2 separate regions of the Mus musculus genome follow, and region 2 is linked to region 1. A link is a loop called in an ENCODE intact Hi-C map of the cell type or tissue named here. Cell type or tissue: gastrocnemius. All regions are shown on one strand. Links, peaks and the distances in the headings refer to the core of each region. The heading gives the core; the rest is flanking DNA.

Region 1 (5,386 bases), core at 58-5,057:
CCTCTATCCATTCCCAGACAGCCCCAGGGACAGGACTGCTTGATTCAAGGGCAAGTGGGTCCGCTGACCTATGAGGTAACCATCCCTTTCGGCACTTGGAGAGGATGAAGCCTCTGGGGAGCCCATTAACCTCTCTTCAAATAATAGCATCAGAGTCCTGGTCACTTTGACCCTGGATGAGACTTTGGATTAAGTAGCAAAACTTACCTAGCATTGGAAAGAGGAGACCTCCCTGCTTTCTTCCTCCTTAGTTTGCTCTCTAACATTGGGTCCCATTGCTCTGTTATTAGACGTTTGACTCATTTACTCTTCTCTTCTCCTCCACTGCCCACTCTTTCTTAACTAGATGGACTTTCTTCTCGAGATCCAATTTAAACTGTTCCTGCTCATCTAAATGTGCTTCAGTACGCCCATCTTCTCCTCATCTCTAGAACTCCTTCAGACTAGTGCTTTTACATGCCATACACTCTCCACTTGCAACGGGATCTCACGGGTGCTAGACAAATGCTCCCTCTCAGCTGTGTGCCCCCAACCCCTGAACATGCACTTGATACTTAGCCCACACCTCCTATCACTGTACACTTCTGCCTGTTATATAGATTCATGCGTGTCGTTAGAGCATCCTCTAGTATAGACTAGGGACACAAGGGTTCCCAGAGCCTAGCTTGCTCACCACTGATTCAGGAATGCTTCTGTATCACTCTAACTCTAATTTCTTCTTAGAATCAAAGCCCAACACTGATTCCTGGATGTGGTCTCATGCCCCAGCTCTACCCAGTTTCCTTCTCGTCTTCAAGCACACCAAGCACCCCCCTGAATCAGTCCCCTGCTTGGAATGATCTTCCCTGGATGTCCAATGGCTCATTCTTCACTATTCTTTCTGTCTCACCACTGCCTTCTCAGAGACCACTGTCCTGACTATGCTATCTGAAAAACAGCATGCATCCTTTGTAACTGTAATGCTGATCTGCCTAATTTTCCTTCATAATACTAACCAGCAGTGGATTTGCATGATAGCATTTTATATTGATGTATACTAGATCATGCTACATTTGGCAAAATTTTAAATTGAAAATTAAAAATTGTGGTTTTGGGGGGCAACGCATTACATTATGGTACATATGAATTAGGAACTGGACAAATTATAGTTATATATGTGTGTGTGTGTGTGTATATATGTAAGTATATATATATATATATATACATATACATATATATCTGTATATGTGTATGTATGTGTATATAGTATATATATATATAATTGTCATTACTACCTTTGTAATGAGAACAGTTAAAATTTATACTCCGTGTAATTTTCAAATGTATCATATGCTTTTATTTCTGAGGTCACCGTGCGATGTGGTTGATCCTGTAAAGTTATGTGAAATTCAGTGTCGTGAGGCCGACATCTCCTGAATCCTCCAACCCCTTAGCCTCTAGAAAACATCATCTACTCTGCCTCTGTGGTCTGATTTTTTAAAAACAATACTTCCTTTTAAAAGCTAAAATGGTAACGGTCTTTTAAAACAGACCAACTCCTGAAAGGGAGGAAAATGGAAAGACCTGCTTGGAGAATCGTTGTCTTCCAAATCAACAGTAATCCCTCCCTATTGGATGATCTGAAGTAGCAATCTCTCTGGCCATATTTTGACTTTCCAGTGTGTTTGCAATAGAATAAATTTCACTATAAACAAGATTAAATTAAATAAGAAAATAATGGCAACAGGATAAAACATTGCCCTCTCTGCTTTCCCAGATGTTTTGAGAAGAATTCTGGAAAGGAAACCACTGTATTTATTTGCACCGTTGTCCCTGCAGTCGTCCAGGGCTGAACAAATACTGCCGGGATTCTGTTCCCCCATTCTTCCTTACCTCTCTGTTAGGCCGGACCCTGCAGGACTGTGTGCATTTGGAATAAAAAGTAAAGCCAAGCATATGGTCAAAACGAAGCTGTGCTTATATCCATAGGTCTCCATTTGGTCTCCCTGGGGACCTATGAGATACTAATGGGGGCCTTGTAGGTAGCAGGACCCTAGGGAGGGAAGCCCAAGGATGACTGACTCGGCTGCACTGTCTACAGCCATCTTAAAGTGTTTCCGTTGTTTTCAATTCCCCCAGAGGGGTCTAGAGAAGTCCTACAAAGGCAAAAGCCTTCTCTTCCAGCAGGCCTTCAAGGGTAACTGCCTAGTACTTTCCTGGGAAGATTGTGTTTGACAGCAATGAAAACCAACAGTTTAACAGCAGTAATTTCTTGGCAGGACAGATTGGTATGAGACTTGTCCCCAAACAAAATAAGCCTTTCAGGGAAGTATATTTCAAGCCTAGCTCACGTTCCCAAGACACTGAGATTCTTATATGGCTGACACAGGAGCCGAGGCTGAGCCCCAGCCAGGGACAGCTAATTATTGCCAATAACACAGAGGGCCCATCAGTTCAAACAGGGAACTGAACACTCCATGGAACGCCTCCTGGGGAAAGGCCGGCTCCTCTGCACTGGTCTTGTTGATGGCTCCAGGATGGGACAGAACAATATCCCCTTCTCTTTTCCTCTACCTTGCCTCTATCTCAGCTCCTTCCCACCATCTTCCATAAATCCTTTCTCTCCATCAACATCATTTCCACTGCTATATTTGTCACCAGAGAATATAAGATCTCATGTGGGTCTGGAAACTCGCCATAGCTATACCTCTGACCCTCTGCACCTAAGTTGTTGCAAAGCCTTAATTTCTAGGCTTTCCTCTACACTAGCCAACAAAATCAGACACCTCGTGGGAGGTTCTCCAGCCACCTCTCTCTGCGCCTCATCATCCACAAGTCCACAAGAGGGCACACAAGAGCACTCAAGAGCACCACCGCTGTGGCACTAAGACCAGAAGGTGGCGCTGTTGCCTTAGTCATGGAGTAAGACCCAGCAGTAACAGCTAGCCTGAAGTCAGAGCTTTTGTGTGTGGGGAGCCATGGGAAAGTGAAGCTAGGAGGTGCTGTAACTTCCCAGACTAAGGTCACCAACTACCCCGGGAAGCAACAACAAGTCCCAATCTCTTTGTATGAAAAGAAGAGATCCAAACAGAGTCTTTTTGAGGAGGCCCAGCTCTCTTGGGCTCATATTCTGCCTGTGAGAGGAGACTGAAATTGGGATCCCTTCCATCCCTTTTCTACACAGCGTCCTCTGCTTTCTCTGCATCCAGCATAAATCTGTAGTGTCAGGTAGCCGGAAGTCCGGAATAGAGAAGACTAAAGTCCTGTTTGGTGAACTTATCCTGGATACAATGGTGAGGATACTGGAAGCCTGGGATGAGGAGTCACAGTGTCAGGTCACCCCTGGCACTTAGGAGAAAGACCTCAACGGTGCATCGGAGAGCTGCAGAGGGCAGAGTCAGACAGTACAGGCTTCCTTGGGAAGGATTTAGGAAGGGCTTCTTAGACATGGGTATGAGGAGATGGACAGCACCGGAGGTGGTTTCTAGCGTGAAAGATCACAGCTAAGGAATGAGTTGGAGACCAAGAACCAGCAGGTCAGGGCAGCAAGTGGTGTGCGGACTTCCCTGACAGACTTCCTCCTCAATAAGCTTCGTACAATTACAAATAGCAACAATGTCCCTAGTACATGCATGCATCCATTTGCAAGTATGCAAATGATCTTCTTGTGCAGACATGTAAGTAACTCACAAGATTATAGGAGACCTGAATAGGACACTGTAGCTGTGTCTCCCTTGAGCTGTGGTTAACCTTGACCTGATGTCAACTCTAGGATCTCTTCTCTCCTCCTCCTCTGACTTCCCTCCCCTCCCCTTCCTTTTCTTTTTCCACTCTTCTCTTCCTTCCCCTGCCAAGAAATACAACAAAGATTACATGATATCAATTTGTTACTATCCAGAATTAAAGCTCTGTCATCTGCTGACTCAGTCAGATCAATACGCACATCTCTTATTACAAGATGAATAGTCACCATCAGTGAAGAAGGCACATGCTATCATTCACTCATCTTAGGCTTCAATTTTATGGAGGAGACGCTGAGATCTGCTGAGTCTAGATGGCTTCCTAAAGTCAGTGGTGAGAGTCGGTGGGATGGTTTGTATAATAGTGGAGTGGCACTATTATAAGGTGTGGCCCTGTAAGAGTAGGTGCGTCACTATGGGTGTAGGCTTAAGACCCTCACCCTAGCCACCTGGACATCAGCCTCCCACTAGCAGCCTTCAGATGAAGATGTAGAACTCTAGATGCTGCCATGTTCCCTCATTGATAATAATGGACTGAACCTCTGAAACTGTTTAAATGTTTTTCTTCTAAGAGTTGACTTGGTCATGGTGTCTGTTCACAGTGGTAAAACCCTAACTAAGACAGACGGTGTTGGTTCCCATCCAAGCTGTCACACCCAATGTCATGCTGCCCTGCTACACACGATGTGCCCCAGACTGGTTCACTCAGGAGCTTGCCACCTTGATGGGGAGGGGAAGCTGGCTATCGCTAGCAGCCAGCACATTCTGTGCAACACACCATGCTGCATGACCCACGGATGTAGAGACAAGAAGCCACATCCACATGCTGCTATAGAATCATTAAGTGATTGGTGTCCCTTTCCTTTATAAGCCCCACTGCCATGTCAGGGTGAGCATTGAGTGGTTGTCCTCACAGATGTGGCAGACATTGTGCTATCAGGACTAATGTGACAGAAAAACAAAATCTCATCCTAAGAGTTCCAGAAACTGCTGGTCAAGGTCAACGTGCTGGGGGTTAGCATCTGCTAAAGACCATTTCCCTGTGAATAGTCTTCTTGCCAGGTCCTCATGTGGCAAAGGGGACAAACAAACTCTCTCCTGCCTCTTCTATGAGGGCACCAATCCCAATCTTGAGGGCCCCACCCTCATGATCTAATCTCCTTCCAAAGGCCCCACCTACCAAAACCATCACCCTGAGGGTCTTAAATATCACCACGTAAATTTGAGGAAGACACAAGTATTAAGTTCACAGTGTGGGAAGGTTCACAGTACCGCTTTGCAGGGTCACTTACTGAGGCACTATGGCATCTATGACAGTGTGGCAGGGAGGGTCATCTAGGAGCATGTATGAGTTGGCACACCCAGAGTTAAAGTGGCTTCTTTCCCAAATGTTTGCTCTCCACACAAAGAGGCCTGTAATTTCATTCTTGGGAGTTTCTGTGGCAAAGATCCCTTGCCAGTGTGTTGAAGTTTATGGAGAGAATGTTTTTAATCAGTGAAGTGTATCGAAGTGGTGCACAAAGTTCCAGGAAAGAACAAAACCCACCAGTGAGGCAGAGACCTCTCAAAGAGACAAAGAATCCCGCGCTTAGCTTCACTGGGAAGAAGAGAAACGCAATAAGCAAACTGTGCTGGGGCAGATCATGAGGAATATCATGGAACAAATA
Region 2 (5,386 bases), core at 281-5,280, 75 kb after region 1:
AGCAGCACCTTTTGGGTACAGATCACTGTTATTTGTGGCAAACCACGCGAACGGAGCCTAGAGAACAAGGTGGGACTTATACACCAGACTTCTTCCCTTCCTATCTACTTACTTACATAAATAATCTGTCTCAAAACTTACAAAATTTAAATAGAATGAAAAGAATGCCAGACCCCACCTTGTTATCCCGACAAATGATACTCATGTGTATATAATCAGCATAGTAATATAGTTATAGAGCACAATCACATTAAATAAATAGTTTATTCCCATTAACATTTTACCTTAGTAGGTTTAGGCTTTGATCAATTATGTACTGGTGCTATCAGCTGAGACAATGAGTTCTAAAGTTTTGGAAAACGGGTCTCATAGTATCAGAAAACTTCTAAAGACATAATATTGCCTGGCTGAGTCATAAGAAACATTTGTTTGTTTGTTTGTTTGTTTGTTTGTTTGTTTACAAGCCGGGGTGGCTGATTCTCTGCAATGTCACTTGACCAAGTCTCAAAGCTTATGTATTCATCTCTCTGGCAGATAACAGGGATTCTTTGAAAAATAAACAAAATGGCTGTTCATCTCCAATATTTGAAGCATCCAGCACAGGGCTGGTACACAGCAGATGCTTAATAACTGTTGGTTATAGGAATGTCTGATTGCCTGACTCACGGCTCCTCTGGCTCACATTGCTGTCCAAAGGGACTTTTTTTTATCCATGCGACTCTTCCAAATTTTGGCCCCTCCCTGATGACAAAATGCCTTTATGGACGAAAGTCTTTTCTTCCTGCTTCCAGTTGGACACCGTCACGCCAAGTGAGGGAATTCATTCCCAGCTTCAGAAACCACCAGCCAAGGAAATCTGAGGTTATTGCTTGCTGAGAAAAATAACATCAGGGTAGATGAGATCAGTCTAATAGCTCTGTTGCACTTGCCAACGGGACTGTGAAATTCAACGAAACACCCGCTCCTTCCTGTACCCACCCAGACAGCCAGACCCTCAGGGTCCATCGGTCCTTCCTGTTGACTGGTCAAACATCTCTCTCTCTCTCTCTCTCTCACACACACACACACACACACACACACACACACTCATGAAATTGGGCTTGCACTGTTATTTAATTGCTCTTTCCCATGTATCTGTAAGGACAGCTGAGGCCTAAACACCGGTTTCTGGTACCAGCTTGCCACGAACATCTCCAAATCCTGGGAGAGATGAATGGCATCACCAAACTAGCCCAAGAGTGTCCACTCTTCAGCCACTGGAAACTATCCCTGTACACCAAAACTTGCCATCGAGCACTAAGCCCGTGACCCACTCACCATTGTATCAAAGCTTCAGGCCTCTTCCAAGTCAGCCCCAAGTTTAGAAAAATCCATTCTTGAAGTCAGATCATAAAACGTGCCGACAAATAAAAAGTCTCCGGAAACATAGAATGGCAATTGCAGTCTTGGTCACCTCTCTACACTGGGTAGTCATAGAATGGCAATTGCAGTCTTGGTCACCTCTCTACACTGGGTAGCCATAGAGTTCACAAAATCGCAACCAACAGGAAAAGGAAGGTGACTCTTGCTGATAGGTCAAGCCTGCAGTGTATAGCTGAGGAAAACAAAGGTCAGGCAGCTAACTTTACCTGCACTCGCATTGTATTAGCCTTGAGTTTATCTCCTTTGCAGCTTTGTTGGAATGCCGAATTTGAGGGTGACTTCGTAGTCTTTCTAGACTGTTCGCAGCAGTCCTGTGTTTGTCTGCTCATTCAGGGACTGACTGGCTTAGACACTTTCCCCACAGTTGAAGAATAATCCTGCTCTTGACAGGGGTTGCTTATAGCTGCTTCTGGTCATCTTCTGATCACGTGATCATGTGGTGAAGAGAATCAGCAAGTAGCCGGGTATGTCTTCTTTTGCGGTACTAATCACACCATGGTGGCTCCACCCCATGGTCTAAAGGTCCCCAAGGGCCCTATCTCATTGCAGGTTAAGATCTTAATTATAAATTTGGGGAGAATAAAAACATCCAAATCATAACTTCCTGTCCTAACTCAATGAGATAGTGCATATTTTGGACTTCTTCAAAAACGAATCCAGTCATGTTTATAAAGTGAAAAAAATACTTTTAAAAATATATTTTAATTGATTCTTTAAAAAATGCCCATTGTGTGTGAGAGAGAGAGAGAGAGAGAGAGAGTATACAAAATGGAATATGTTATTAAACTCTAAAGAAAACTATGTTAAAATTTTGCAAGAGAATGGATGGATTTAGAATGTATAATATTAAGCAAGGTTAAACAGTCTCAAAAGAAAAACCAAATGTTCTCTCCTATGCAGAATCTCTCATGTATGTGTACATATGTGAGCAGAAGCATATGTAGGTAGAGTATAACATGGAGCAAAGAGATGAAGAAGCATGAAGGAAAGGGGATGAGGACACGAGTTATGAAAGATGACAAAGAAGTAATAGATTTCTTAGTTTTAACTCTGCCAGGAGCTTTTTGTGGTTGTTCTATCTTATCTTGTGGCTGCAACCTACATACAATATATTCAATGTTGAAAATGTAAGATTTAATGTGTAGTTCCCAAGCCTTCATTTCAAATGCCAATTCTAATGATATGTAAGTTCATTAAATTGTGTGGACTCTCAGTCTGATTAATCTTGATATGATGTTTGTGTGTTTGCAAGTTTTTAAAAATGAAGTGTATTTTTTAAAAAGAGAGATTTCATACTTGTATACAATATATTTTGATCATATTTATACCCTACCCCTCCCCTAACTCCTGTAGAATCCACTTTCCATTCCAACCTCCTAACTTCATTTCCTTTTTAAAAACAATTTTAATATATTTTTATTTATCATATATATTTATGTAATTATATTTATAGAATATGTATAGTGTGTGTGAGCACGTGTGTGCATGTTTGTTTGTTCATGTGTGTGCATGCTGTGAGTGCTGCAGTTATCTGCAGAGGCCAGAAGAGGGAACTGGAGTTCCAGGCATTTGAGAGTCACCTGATGTGGGTGCTAAGAACTGAATTCTGATCTTCTGGAAGAGTAGAAAATGCTCTAAACCTATTATCCATCTCTCCAGTACCTCCTCCCCCTCCTTTTAATGATCCAATGAAACTGAAATCAATTCGTGCTGCCTATATACACACAGGTGTTGGGACTGGAACATGGCTCACCTACCAAGGACTTTGACCATAAAAAATTTTACTATCCCTCTCCACAAATCATCAGCTGTCAATTGCTTCTCAGTTAGAGTTAGGATCTCATGAGTCCCTCCTCATCTCTATGCCTGAATGCTGATTGGCTTGATCTCATTGAGATGCAGGCAGCCTCAGCTTCTATGAGTTCATTGGTGCAATAGTCCTGACATGTCCATAATACACTGTTTTGTCCCGGTCCTCTCCAACCTCTGGAGTTTACAATCGTTTTGCCCCCACCCCCTATAATAGTCCCTGAACCTTGCTGCAGAAAGGATGTGGTATGGATGTGATTTCGATGTCCCATTTATGGCTGAGTGCTCCCCAGGCACTTATTGTCTGCAGTTTTGCCAGTTGTAAGTTTCTGTGTGAACAGCCAACCACTGCCAAATGAAGCCTTTTCAGTGAGGCCTGAGAGCTGCAGTAATCTATAGACCTACAAATGTAGAGACACTCTGATCCTGTGTCCATTTGGTATCGGAAATGTAGTAGGTAAACCCCTGATGCCTGTGAATTCCCTTGCCATGGGTTCTTGGCCAGCTTTACACAATCAGACATCCATCCTTTGGAGGTGACCTTAAATTCAATGAGAAAGCATTAGATAATCTCATGAGATTCGTGCCACTATTGCATAAATAAACATATGTTACCAAACAAGTTGTTACTGTGGCTTACAGAATTCACAGCTAGGTGACACTGCAAATGACTGTTCTCCCTGGGCAGCCTGTGTGGCACACTGCTGTGCTGTGACAGCTTAGCCAGAAGGGAGGAAGCTTCCTGGGCAGCACCAGCTTGGTTTCTCAATGCCCTGTGACCAAAGTGTCTGATGTCTTCACAGATAAGGCCTTACCATCAAGTTCCGATGGACAGCAAGAGCAATGGCAATAGCATGTATTGTTTGGAGGGTCTCTGGGACACCTCTGACCTAAGGTTAGGTGTTCTATGTCTGGAATTTTTAAGTTTGAAACTGATGGATTGTCCCCTGTGTGTGGTAACTCGCATTAAACTTTTATGTGTAAATATATTTAGGGGGCTTATGGAACAGTAGGTTTTCTTATGGCTTTTTCAAATTTCTTAAGTATTAATTGCTTTTCAGAAACCAGTGCATGTTCCTTGGAATTTCCATGAAAATACTGAATGATTCTTGGGAAAGACTTTGGACTCTGTGGCTGTAACATATTTACAAGTCAGCTCACCAGTGCTCATCCACAATGGGTAAGTCCAGAAACACAGAGGGAAGTTGGTCACAGAGAAGCAAAATAGAAATATCCATATCAAGGCATTTTTGACTACCACAAATTATAAGTATCTGTGAAAGCCTACTATCTTATAAATTCCCTGTCTTGGTTTGAGTTTTATTGCTATGAAGAGACACCATGACCATGTTAGCTCTTATAAAGGACAACATTTAATTGGGACTGGCTTACAGCTTCAGAAGTTCAGTCTATTACCATAATGGTGGGAAGCATGGCAGCATCCAGGAAGGCATGGAACTGGAAGAGCTAAGAAGACTGGCTTCCAGGGAGCTAGGAAGAGGATCTTGAAGTCCACCTCCACAGGGACATATTTCTTCCAACAAGACCACACCTCCTAATAGTGTTACTCCCTGGACCAAGCCACCACATTCCACTCCCTGGACCCCGTAGGCTTGTTCAAACACATGAGTCTAAAACAGTCTCAACAATGTTAAAAGTCGAACGTTTAAAGTCTCTTCTGAGATTCATCCAATCTCTTAACTGTAATCCCGTATAAAATCAAAATAAAAAAGATCACATACCTTCAACATCACAGGGTATACATTACCATTCCAAAACTTTATAGTGAGGAAATACTGGACCAAAACAAGACCAAAAAACCAGCTGGGCAAACTTCAAACTCAGCATCTATGTCTTTGATGCCCAGCTCCTTTCTGCTTTTTTTTTTTTTTTTTTTTTTTTTTGATTGCAGCATAATTCTGTTTGGCTGGTTCCACTCCCTGATAGCAGCTTTCCTCAGCAGGTATCCCACAACTCTGGCATCTGGAATATTTTGGGGTCTCCAAGGCATCTTCAATGTTACAGCTTCTTGTTCCAGTGTCTGGGATGCACACATGATCTTCTGGGCTTCTCCAAAGGGCTTAGGCCACATCTCCAGCTCTGCCCTCTATGGTGCTCTAGGGTCTGGTTGACTCCACTCCACTGCTGTTGCTGT

Evidence for each region. A loop is a pair of places that touch in the nucleus more often than their neighbours do. Peaks named below come from ENCODE experiments on the same cell type or tissue, not always from the same donor. Only the 100,000 strongest peaks of a DNase experiment are listed, where the experiment ranks them.
Region 2: it touches region 1 in a loop (2.4-fold over the local background); 11 of 42 quality-filtered maps call a loop at or near these places.

What each region holds. Positions count from the first base shown.
Region 1 is chr9:30,477,816-30,483,201 of GRCm38, forward strand. No RefSeq gene overlaps it. Among named protein-coding and RNA genes, the nearest start is that of Snx19, 53 kb to the left of the region's middle. In gastrocnemius, for the core only: no CTCF peak of the experiment used is centred there; DNase peaks (open chromatin) are centred at 2,875 and 3,268; H3K27ac peaks cover 433 bases.
Region 2 is chr9:30,552,123-30,557,508 of GRCm38, forward strand. No RefSeq gene overlaps it. Among named protein-coding and RNA genes, the nearest start is that of Snx19, 130 kb to the left of the region's middle. In gastrocnemius, for the core only: a CTCF peak has its summit at 2,958 (motif pointing right); no DNase peak of the experiment used is centred there.